Regions from separate parts of the Homo sapiens genome. Here all the other regions are linked to region 3. A link is an interaction called in ENCODE POLR2A ChIA-PET data of the cell type or tissue named here. Cell type or tissue: HepG2. All regions are shown on one strand. Region 1 overlaps C2orf42 (chromosome 2 open reading frame 42). Region 2 overlaps PCBP1-AS1 (PCBP1 antisense RNA 1). Region 3 overlaps PCBP1-AS1 (PCBP1 antisense RNA 1).

Evidence for each region. ChIA-PET counts read pairs that join two places held together with the same protein. Peaks named below come from ENCODE experiments on the same cell type or tissue, not always from the same donor. Only the 100,000 strongest peaks of a DNase experiment are listed, where the experiment ranks them.
Region 1: POLR2A ChIA-PET joins it to region 3 with 7 read pairs; 7 of 35 experiments call an interaction of 5 or more read pairs at or near these places.
Region 2: POLR2A ChIA-PET joins it to region 3 with 6 read pairs; 9 of 35 experiments call an interaction of 5 or more read pairs at or near these places.

What each region holds. Positions count from the first base shown.
Region 1 is chr2:70,146,739-70,150,738 of GRCh38, reverse strand. C2orf42 (chromosome 2 open reading frame 42) reads left to right here. Exons shown (of 10, transcript NM_017880.3): 10 at 175-854. The coding sequence ends at 383. Among named protein-coding and RNA genes, the nearest start is that of LINC01816, 23 kb to the right of the region's middle. RefSeq lists an enhancer at 1,277-1,806. In HepG2, no CTCF peak of the experiment used is centred here; no DNase peak of the experiment used is centred here.
Region 2 is chr2:70,060,908-70,064,907 of GRCh38, reverse strand. The region is part of intron 4 of PCBP1-AS1 (PCBP1 antisense RNA 1); the gene reads left to right. It also overlaps a transcript of ASPRV1 not described here. Among named protein-coding and RNA genes, the nearest start is that of PCBP1-AS1, 24 kb to the left of the region's middle. In HepG2, no CTCF peak of the experiment used is centred here; no DNase peak of the experiment used is centred here.
Region 3 is chr2:69,973,876-69,977,875 of GRCh38, reverse strand. All of the region lies in intron 9 of PCBP1-AS1 (PCBP1 antisense RNA 1), which reads left to right. It also overlaps a transcript of ASPRV1 not described here. Among named protein-coding and RNA genes, the nearest start is that of ASPRV1, 14 kb to the right of the region's middle. RefSeq lists enhancers at 1,119-1,629, 1,630-2,141. In HepG2, no CTCF peak of the experiment used is centred here; a DNase peak (open chromatin) is centred at 1,795.

The DNA of each region.
Region 1 (4,000 bases), 170 kb before region 3:
TTCATGATGATCAATAAATCTGATATCCCAATCACCACTGAATTTATAAACCTCATTCGGCCTTCTGATTATCAAAGCTGAACAGGCTGCTCCAATTCCGGACACTTTTTTTGCAATTAGGAACACCCATTAGAGTTAGGTGGAATTGTACTAATACTCCTTTCTTCTCTTTAGGCAACACTTCCCCAGATCAAAAGGAGCCAACACCTTTCATCATCGAGTGGATCCCAGATATCCTTCCCCAATCTAAGATTGGCGAGCTGCGGATCAAGTTTGAGTATGGCCACCACCGGAATGGGCATGTGGCGGAGTACCAAGACCAGCGGCCCCCCTTGGACCAGCCCTTGGAACTGGCCCCTCTGACCACTATTACTTTCCCTTAAAGCAAAACAAGATAATAATCTTTTGCTGCTTAATTTGCACATCCCCACCCCTTGACAACTTTAAATGCTAGTTAGGCACTTAGATGGCCCTGTTCCTTGGTAAACTGCTCTTAGCTAAGATGCAAATTCTCAGTGCTTTCAAGTGGATTCTGTTGAAGAAAATCTCTTGTAAATAGCCTTTTTGATGCTGCTGTGTACAGTCTTCATTATGCATTGGGCAGTATTTCTGGCTAGAGTTTTAAAAGGAACAGAAAGAAAACCAGCTTATTTTCCTTCTTACGGACTCATCTTTAGCGTTTATTTCAACCTTTTGCTAATTCTCTGAGAAATCTGCAGCACTCAGCCATACACCAACAGTGTTGGAAAGTTAACACCCTGGTTAGGGCAGAATGTTAAAGACCATCTTGGCAGAGTTCCAGCCACGCTCTTTATTCTGTTCTCAAATAAAGCAGTGTCACTAGTTTTTCCTAATTATATCTCATGGTTGCCTGTTTATAAAATTATAAATTTCGGGGGGGGGAGGCGGGATTTAACTGATAGTGATACTGGAAAAAGAGATCCAGGTGTGTCCGGAATTGGTGGGTTCTTGGTCTCACTGACTTCAAGAATGAAGCCGCGGACCCTCGCGGTGAGTGTTACAGCTGTTAAGGTGGCGCGTCTGGTGTCTGCCCCTTCTGATGTTCAGATGCGTTCGGAGTTTCTTCCTTCTGGTGGGTTCGTGGTCTTGCTGGCTCAGGAGTGAAGCTGCAGACCTTCGCGGTGAGTGTTACAGCTCTTAAGGCAGCGCGTCTGGAGTTGTTCATTCCTCCCGGTGGGCTCGTGGTCTCGCTGGGCTAAGGAGTGAAGCTGCAGATCTTCGCGGTGAGTGTTACAGCTCATAAAAGCAGCATGGACCCAAAGAGTGAGAGCAGTAGCAAGATTTATTGCAAAGAGCGAAAGAACAAAGCTTCCACAGTGTGGAAGGGGACCCGAGCGGGTTGTCAATGCTGGCTCTGGCAGCCTGCTTTTATGCTCTTATCTGGCCCCACCCACATCCTGCTGATTGGTAGAGCCGAGTGGCCTGTTTTGTCAGGGTGCTGATTGGTGCGTTTACAATCCTTGAGCTAGATACAAAGGTTCTCCACGTCCCCATCAGATTAGTTAGATACAGAGTTTCCACACACAGGTTCTCCAAGGCCCCACCATAGCAGCTAGATACAGAGTGTCGATTGGTGCACTCACAAACCTTGAGCTAAACACAGGGTGCTGATTGGTGTGTTTACAAACCTTGAGCTAGATACAGAGTGCCGACTGGTGTATTTACAATCCTTGAGCTAGACATAAAGGTTCTCCACATCCTCACCAGAGCAGCTAGATACGGAGTGTTGATTGGTGCACTCACAAACCTTGAGCTAAACACAGGGTGCTGATTGGTGTAGTTACAATCCCTGAGCTAGATATAAAGACTCTCCACGTCCCCACCAGAGCAGCTAGATACAGAGTGTCGACTGGTGCACTCACAAACCTTGAGCTAAACACAGGGTGCTGATTGGTGTATTTACAATCCCTGAGCTAGATATAAAGACTCCACATTCCCCCCCAGACTCAGGAGCCCAGCTGGCTTCACCCAGTGGATCCCACACTGGGGCTGCAGGTGGAGCTGCCTGCCAGTCCTGCGCCATGCGCTCACATTCCTCAGCCCTTGGGTGGTCGATGGGACTGGGCACTGTGGAGCAGGGGGTGGTGCTCGTCAGGGAGGCTCGGGCCGCACAGGAGCCCATGGAGTGGGTGGAAGGCTCAGGCATGGCGGGCCGCAGGTCCTAAGCCCTGCCCCGCAGGAAGGCAGCTAAGGCCCGGCGAAAAATCGAGCGCAGCGCTGGTGGGCCAGCACTGCTGGGGGACCCAGTACACCCTCCGCAGCCACTGACCCAGGTGCTAAGTGCCCCATTGCCCGGGGCCAGCAGGGCTGGCTGGCTGCTCCGAGTGCGGGGCCCACCAAGTCCCCGCCCACCGGGAACTCCAGCTGGCCCGCAAGCGCCGCACACAGCCCAGGTTCCCGCTCGTGCCTCTCCCTCCACACCTCCCAGCCTTGGCCAGCCCAGAAAGGGGCTCCCACAGTGCAGTGGGGGGCTGAAGGGCTCCTCAAATGCCACCAAAGTGGGAGCCCAGGCAGGGGAGGTGCCGAGAGCAAGCGAGGGCTCTGAGGACTGCCAGCACGCTGTCACCTCTCACAGGTATCAAGGGAATATTGCTGTTTAAAACTAATGCCTGTAATAGCTTGTTCACTTCATACTTGTATCTCTATATATTCTCAGTTAGTAAAATTCAATTGCTGTTTCTGATTGAATGATCACAGAATAGAGATACTGAAAGACCCAGAAGTATAAGCCTATCTTTAAGGAGGAAAGAAGGGAATGAACATTTCTTGCATGCCTACTATGTGCCAGGTACTTTCTTTGTTTTTGTTTGTTTTTTGAGATGGAGTCTCACTGTGTCGCCAGGCTGGAGTGTAGTGGCGTGATCTCGGCTCACTGCAACCTCCGCCTCCTGGGTTCAAGCGATTCTCCTGCCTCAGCCTCCCAAGTAGCTGAGACTACAGGCACCCGCCACTATTCCCAGCTAATTTTTTTTATTTTTTTTTTGTATTTTTAGTAGAGACGGGGTTTCACTATGTTGGCCAGGCTGGTCTTGAACTCCTGACCTCGTGATCTGCCCTCCTCGACCTCCCAAAGTGCTGGGATTACAGGCGTGAGCCACCACGCTCGGCCATACCAGGTACTTTGAATTGCGAGTGACAGAAAGCCAGTTAACCAGCTTGGGCAAAATAGGTATGAATGACTGGCTTGTGGACACTAAAGCAGAGCTAGACAACCACACTGGGCTGGAGCTGATGTGGCTGGGCCTCGGGACCTGTGGAGCTAGGGTCCATCTGACCCATTTCTGCCTCTCTCTGGGGCTTCATTTGATCTCAGCACAGAGCAGCTCCCCTAGTAGGAATTCTGGCTCCTGAAGTGCCTGAATGTATGGCTTCCTCACTGGAGCAGGACTCACTGCTCCACTCTCTGATCCAAAAGGCAGAACCCCTCCCAGCCCCCAAAAAGGCACTGATTGGCCTAACAGAGGGGGAGACATTTTTGGTAAGAGAGGTACTATGCCTCTAAAAGAGAAGGAATAACCACATTGTGTTGTCTACCCTCTGGGATTGAGGGGCTGGTTTGTGTCAGCTCCTAAGTGCGTCAGACAATAGGGAAAATTGTTGAGAATCCAGGGAGGTGCACAGAGACCTAGAACTTGAATTGGGCTTCAAAGGAGAGGAAGGGTTTGGATAGGTGGAGAAGATAAAACTAGATGAGGCATGCCCGGCACAGTGGCTCATGCCTGTAATCCCAGCACTTTGGGAGGCTGAGGTGGGCAGATCACAAGATCAAGAGATTGAGACCATCCTGGCCAACATGGTGAAACCCCGTCTCTACTAAAAATACAAAAATTAGCCAGGCGTGTTGGCGCGTGCCTGTAGTCCCAGCTACTCGGGAGGCTGAGGCAGGAGAATCGCTTGAACCTGGGAGGCAGAGGTTGCAGTGAGCCAAGATCGCACCACTGCACTCCACCCTGGCCATAGAGGCGAGACTCATCTCAAA
Region 2 (4,000 bases), 87 kb before region 3:
TAGCCAGGCTGGTCTTGAGCTCCTGACCTCAAACGTTCCGCCTGCCTTGGCCTCCCAAAGTGCTGGGATTACAGGTGTGAGCCACTGTGCCTGGCTGATATTGTTTGTTTTATTCATTGTTGTATTCCTAGCACCTAGGACAATGTCTGACACATTATTGACAATACTTGTGAAGTGAATAGTAAAACAACTTTCTTTGTCCTATTAGGCCCTTTTGGCCTCTCCAGCATCATCTGCATCAGTCACCTATCTTGACCTTCCCATCCTCCAGCTCATGACATCTCTTTAGATGTGCTTTCTTGCTGCAAGGCCTTTGCGTGTGCTCTTCATTGTGCCTAGAACACCCTTCCTCCCATGCTCTGCCACTGCCTGGATATCTCCTATTCATCATCTAAGTTATAGCTTAGTATACATATAACTTCACCTGATTAGCCTTGATCCTACAACTCTGCATGCATTGCCATTAATTATCATATGTATTGTAATTATTTTGTTGTCTGTGTCCTTCACTAGACTGTAAGCTTATGTTGTGCTCACCATGAATTCCTAGTCAAAGCTTATCAGCAGTGGCTAGAAGGACCTTTGAGGTGGGGCACTAGGGAGGGGGATAGAGTATTGGGGGCAGCACCTGAGGTCTAGGAAGCTGTGCTTTAGGATGTCAGGGTGAGTTTTAAACACTGGCCCTTGGTTCATTGTCATTCTTCCTATTTCGTCCATCTTTGGTAATTCCCTTGTTTGCCTGGATGAACCATCTAAAATGATTAAGTCATATCCATGAAACCAGGGTAAGCCTGACACAAAACACTTGCTCATGAAGGGAGCATGTGTCCTGAGGATAAAGGTTGAGAATCTGGGTAGGCATATTATTAACTTCAGGTAGCTGAGGGCAGAATAACTGACAGCGGAGTAGAATTCTAAGCAAGGAAGGAAGCAAAAGGCCTGAAGGATAAGATGAGACAAGGCTGAAGCAGGATCATTAAATCATAAACCTGGAGCACCTGGATAGTGAGTAGAGTGTAAGAAGGAACAGGGCAAGCAATTCAGGATTAGAGTCATAAATAATCTTGGGGATTACTTAAATCATCTTTTAGCATTCTTACCTCTTTAGTTTGGAACCAGCTTTTGGATTATAGAAAGGATCAGATAGTTGACATACAAGGATTTGAGTGAGAGTGTATATTACTTTCTCTGTATTTTATGGGCTCTTTACTTTAAAATGAAATCCCCAGAAATCCTACCTTAACTTTTCCCCCACCTAAATTTCTGCTGCCAAGAGCCTATCCATTCTTTTAAATATGTCAGGTTCAACTCCCTTATCTTTGAAACAAGTTGCATGTACAGAAGCCTGCAGTAGTCCTGGAGCTTCCTTCAGACAGGGTGAAGGGAGTGAGCTCTCTTCAGGCTACCTCCTCCCACTGAACCAGGCATAGGAGCTGGCCTCAGCAGCCTTAGGAGTTCAGGACTCTGTTCAACATGAATCTGTGGAATTTCTCTCTGAATTTTGGGGAGAGAGTATTCTGTAGAATATAGTACGGGACTCTGTCAGTGAGGCATAGCAAAAAGTACTGGAAGACTGGCTGGATGTGTGTGAATGGTGGGATCCGAAGGTATGTAGGAGTGGGCATCAAGGTTTCTGACCTGGCTCTTAAATTTTGACAGCGTTAGGGGGCACTCATGTGCCAAGTAGAGAGTCTTGAGGGGTAGCGCTAGTCCCTGGCCCTTAGAGGTGTTCTGAATGTTTTTGTATGTAGCTCAGAGCTCTTTTGCAGGCTGATGGGGATTCATGAAGATAGAGTACTTACTGAGGAACGGTGTGTTCTGTTTTGAAGATTGGATGGAGTGGTTATGTGCACAGACTGGGCAGTCTATGGCCTGGTCATCTAGTCTCTGTGAGGTGAGGCACCTGCATTTCCTTCCTAGGGCCATGCTGGGAAAACCAACCTAAGAGAGCTGGAGATCATGACTATTGTTAGTGATTTCCCTGAGACTGCTAACTGTCTTTGCTTGCTCCTTCTGTTCTCTTAAGTCCCATGGCTGTAATGTCCTGCCTTCTATTTTCTGCTTTGGGACCTTCAAATTCCATAATTCATTCAGACTTCTCTTTCTAGAGACAAGGTCTCGCTATGTTGCCCAAGCTGGAGTGTGGTGGCTGTTCACAGGCGTGATCATAGCACACTACAGCACTGAACTTGAGCTCAAATGACCCTTCTGCTTCAGCCACCCAAGTTGCCGGGATATAGGTGTGCACCATCACACTTAGCTCAGACTGCTCTGTCTAGATTACTTAATGCCCAGCTTGACTCTGGCTTTACATAGTACTCTAATTATGACATTGACAGCCAGCTTCAAGTAAGGGCCTTTCTTCATTAGCCTTGTTCCTAGAGCTATGGTTTTGAAGCTTTAGTGCATCAGAATTACCCATGAGGGTGAGAGAGGGGGCGCTGGATACTTGTTTAAAATGCAGATTTCCTGGTATCAACTGCTAGATACTCTAATTGAGTAGGTTTGGGGTGGTGACCAGGAATCTGCAGCTTGATCAGCCTGCCAGGTGATTCTGACACCAGTCATCTGGTCTCCAGATCATATATATATGTATTTTTTTGAGATGGAGTTTCGCTCTTGTTGCCCAGGCTGGAGTGCAATGGCACGATCTTGGCTCACTGCAATCTCTGCCTCCCAGGTTCAAGCAGTTCTCCTGCCTCAACCTCCCAAGTAGCTGGGATTACAGGCACCCGCCACTATGCCCAGCTAAATTTTTTTTTTTTTAATTTTTTGTATTTTTAGTAGAGACGGGGTTTCACTATGTTGGCCAGGCTGGTCTCGAACTCCTGACATCAGGCAATCCACCCACCTCAGCCTCCCACAGTGCTGGGATTACAGGTGTGAGCCACCGTGCTCAGCCAAAGATATCTATGATATCTATTTTCTCCTTTTTTTTTTTTTTGAGACAGAGTTTTGCTCTTGTCACCCAGGCTGCAGTGCAATGGAGTGATCTCAGCTTACTGCAGCCTCCATCTCCCAGGTTCAAGAGATTCTCCTGCCTCAGCCTGCAGAGTAGCTAGGAATGCAGGCGTCCACCACCACACCCAGCTAAATTTTTTGTTTTTATTTTTGTATTTTTAGTAGAGACAGGGTTTCGCTATGTTGGCCAGGCTAGTCTTGAACTCTTGACCTCAGGTGATCCACTTGCCTCCCAAAGTGCTGGGATTACAGGTGTGAGCCACTGCACCCGGTCCTCCAGACCATATTTAGAGAAAAGGCAGGGAAAAGATTTGAGTTCTTTACTTGGATCCTGCAGTATCTGGTCCTTGCATGTTTCTCAAGTCTCATCCCAGGCCCCTTCTTCCCTACTGCTGGCACCTTCATCTGCTCACAGTTCGTTGACCCCTTCTCCAGTAGTTTCTGGCCTGAAGGCCTTTGCAGTGCTGTATAGCCTCTGCCTGGAACACTCTTTACTGTGCATAATGTCTCAATTAACTATCCCTAGGTTTTTTTTTGTTTTTTTTTTTTTTTGAGACAGAGTCTCACTCTATCACCCAGGCTGGAGTGCAGTGGCATGATCTCAGCTCACTACAACCTCTGCCTCCCAGGTTCAAGCGATTCTCCTGTCTCAGCTTCTCAAGTAGCTGGGACTACAGGCGTGCGCCACCATGCCCGGCTAATTTTGTATTTTTCATGGAGACGGGGTTTCTCCATGTTAGCCAGGCTGGTCTTGAACTCCTGACCTCAAGTGATTCACCTGCCTCGGCCTCCCAAAGTGCTGGGATTACAGGCATGAGCCACCGTGCCCGGCCTGTCCTTTGCCTTTAATTGTCAAGTAAGCATTATCTCCTTTTGAAGGGCTTTTCTGGCCGCTCTATATAAAGAAACTGTTAGCACCCCATTTGTTTACATAAGACCACTTAACTGTTTGTCTTTCTCTCCTGGTGGGTTTTAAGCTCTGTGAGGGCAGGGAACTTGTTCCTGGTTATGTATCTTCAGGGCCTAGTATGTAGAGACA
Region 3 (4,000 bases):
GTCCCACTGGCTACTTTGTCACCTCCTTTTCTTCACTCCCCCCTCTGGAGTTACTAATTTCCACTTTGTGACCCTCCAAAGATGCATTCCACCCAACTTTCCCATTGAACTAGTGGGGAAATGGTACTTTCTGTATCCAAATCTTAGCTGAAACCAGAATTGGGGTTATATTGACTAAAAGATCATTTGGGGCCACTTCTTTTCATTTGTATTTATTAGGCCCCTCCTAGGTGGTAATGGGCCAGGTAGAGTGAGAGTACAGTAGAAACCCAAGACGAAATTATCCAGGAAGGTCAACCTTCATTTTACAGATGGAGACACGATAGTTCAGAGATGCAGAGGACCTCGCCCAAGGTCACGCAGATACCGGGCCAGTCTTGGGTTTGGAACATGAGGTTCCTGCCTTTCAGCCCCGTGATCTTTCGACAGCATCTTACACAACTTACAGAATGGTGGGGGAAGCAGGAATCGCACCTGCAAAACAATGACGGAACCCTGAGGGGGCAGGGCTCCCATTGCCAGTGACTTCCCACCCACAGTGGCTGTCAGTGCCTTTATGTTGTTTACTTAAATGTGCTTGTCTGGAGGTTGTCATTTTCTTTTGAGACACTGGGAATTCCCATAATTTTTTAAAAAAGTTCAGTAAAATTGAATTTCTACATTTTTGCCCAATTTTTTTCCTTTTTATTTTTTATTTTTTTTTACAGAGTCTCACTCTGTAGCCCAGGCTGGAGTGCAGTGGTGCAACCTCCTCCTCCCATGTTCAAGTGATTCTCCTGCCTCAGCCTCCCGAGTAGCTGGGACTACAGGTGCGCGCCACCATGCCTGGCCAAGTTTTGTATTTTTAGTAGAGACGGGGTTTCACCATGTTGGCCAGGCTGGTCTCGAACTCCTGACCTCAGGCGATCCACCTGCCGCGGCTTCCCAAAGTGCTGGAATTACAGGCATGAGTCACCTTGCCTGTCCCATTTTTGCCCAGTTTGTGTCTCCTCGGTGTATGAGTGTGTGTGTTTTGTCAGGGGCACTCTGTTCCTATAGGTTGGTCTGATTTGGGACTCTCTCTGTGTGTGCTTTGATGGGGGCACAGTGACAGGAGATGGTGGAAATAAGGCGTGGAGAGGCTGTATTGTGCCATCATACCTTACCAGGACACTCTGTGCCTGGAGGGGGAAAGGGAGGGGGCCAGCCATGCCAGGCTGAGAAAGGGCTTTCTTAACCCACAAGTGTACAGGCCTTGAAGGCTCATGACTTAGGGTCATTGTCACCCATTCATTCAGTCAAATCTGGAAAGCATTCAAAAAATAATTAAAAAATCACCTCTGGGGAAAAGTCTGGTGTCAGGTTCAGAAAGGATTTGTTTCATATCCAGAGCCATGTCTGGGTTGTGTTCTCTGCTATCCAAGAACCCGAGGGCTCTCATTCAGCCTCAAGGGCTATGGAAGTGACTCCTGGTAGGTGGCTCCAGCACTGACTCTGGGCCCTCAGGGTCGAGGTTGCGGTGAAGACTGCGGTCTGCATCGCCTCCTGCCCCAGATCGGATTGGAGGGAGCCAGGTGAGCGTGAGGAGGAGGCAGTGTGGGGCTGGGCCTGGCTTCCAAGGAGAACTACAAGAAGACCAAAATCAGATTGGGATCTCATGGGAGGGCAGCACTGGGTCTGGAACGGAAGGCTTTGCCCACCTGGCCTCTACACGGACCACGTGGCCGGAGGGTTGGGCCTTCCAGGGCCATGCACCTGGGAGGGACAAGGCTGGGTGCGGTTGGGTCACATGTCTAACTTGTGTTCCTTTGAAGCTGTGAGTTGGACAGATTTTATCTTGCCTGTTTTGACCCTCTGTGAGCTAACAGCTGGGGGTGGGGTGGGGAAGGGGAGGACGGAGAGCAGTAAGCGTGCTGGTTCTTCTTTTGGTCTGTTTAGCAACTTCCCATGACTTTTGAGCAAGGAACAGGTGTAACCCCTTGCACCCTGAGGTGTGCAGTTGACTACATATGCCTGTGGCCTCAAGGCCATGTAGAAATTGTCCCTGGTTCAGCCAAAGCAAATTCAAAACCAAAAGCAAATTCACTGACCACGGGGGAAAGAGTAGGAGATATTAAACAAGCAGCTCTGCCTGGCCTTCCACTCACATGGCCATGAGGCCCATCATTCAGCACATCATCTCGGCCCCTACTGCGTGCTGGGCACTGTGAGGAGCTTCTGCCTCCTGTCTCCTTCACGCTCCTTTCCTTTCCCCTCCATAGCTCAGCAAGGCCCACATTTTCCCGGTGAAGCCACAGAACCACAGGGAGAAACCCATGGACTTCGCCTCTCTCTCTAGGCAAGTGAATTTGGTGGCAAAGTCTCTTGGCAAATTCAAATTGTACTTGCTACAGTCTTTTCCTCAAGTAATTCTGGGTGCTTTCCAAACTTACCAGTTCCCTGAAGTACATGGGAGGAGGCAGGGAAGCTTCTCGGGGGAGGAGCAGCACCGGCAGGGAGGCCGAGGGGCAGCAGTGCGGACAGGGAGTCAGGTGACGTGAAAGGAAAGGTGGGTTGCAGGCTGGGCTCTTGCTGTCTGTGGGCTCCATTCAGAATCCCCCACTTCACCTAGGACACTCTGGCCTCCGTCCAGGCATCACTGCCATGGAAATCCCAGATACATTCAAGTCCTCTGTTAAACACCTGCCTCCACATCCCCTCCAGATCTTCTCTGTCCTCAAAAGGAGCTCTGCCCTTCAAGGGAGGGGCTGGGGGCTTTGCAGCTTTCTGTGCCTCTGGCCAAGGCTGATCCTCCTTCCTCCTGCCTGAGAATCCAACCTTAGCCTGGAGCAATCCCAGAGGAATATGGGTGTGGGAGTTTGTCGCGTGTGACCCACAGTCGGCTCTGGGACCCCTGCCCCAGGAGCTCTGGAGGACTGTCAGACACAGCTTGTTGCAGGGAAGCTAGTTGACAGAAGATGTAACAGGAGTGTGAACATGCCATCAGCCCATACCCCGACCTCCAGGAACAGCCTAGCCTTACGGTTCTGTGCCCTCCTCAGCCCAGGGACTCTTCACCCACCCAACATTGTCATTACCCAAAACTATTTCACCTCTGCTCTAAACAATTCCAAAATCCCCATCCTCTGATCCCAGCCTTCTTCCTGTCCAGAGTTCTCATCCACAACTCCTGCCACCCCAGGGTGAATGGCGAAGCCCTCCACCAACATGGCAGCCCACAGAGGAGCAGACTGGAGAGAAAGAAAATGAGTTCAGTTTCGCTGATAGATCTGAAAAATATACATTGGGCAGGGCCATCAGGTTTTGGAGAGCCTTTTGAGGGCCCTGCTCAAGGAAGAGCTGGGCTTGGGGTTCAGATCCAGGTGTGCTCAGATCATACCAGTTCCTATGAGCTGATTGTTAAATCTTCAGGAATTTCATGAACCAATGGTTAAACCCAGCTATTATGAAAAATTAAATTATAAATTAAATTATATAAACTTACAATTAAATGAATTATATTAAGGCAAAAATAATAAATTTTCAAAAACCATCACTTCCTAATAATTTTTTTTTTTTTGAGATGGAGTTTCACTCTTGTTGCTCAGGCTGGAGTGCAATGGCACGATCTCAGCTCATTGCAACCTCCGCCTCCCAGGTCCAAGGGATTCTCCTGCCTCAGCCTCCTGAGTAGCTGGGAAAACAGGCATGCACCACCATGCCTGGCTAATTTTGTATTGTTATTAGAGACAGAGTTTCTCCTTGTTGGTCAGGCTGGTCTCGAACTCCTGACGTCAGGTGATCTGCCCGCCTCGGTCTCCCAAAGTGTTGGGATTACAGGCATGAGCCACCATGCCTGGCAATAATTTTATATTTTATTATTCTTTATTCTTTTAAGATTATGTACATCTATTACATCTGTGGAAATACTATATAATGTTGTGTTACTGTGCTTTTTCCCCAAGTCTGCATTCAGTGACATCATATTGGTGGATTGAAATCAGCCACAGTGGGAATATTTACACCACAGAAGTGGGCAGCA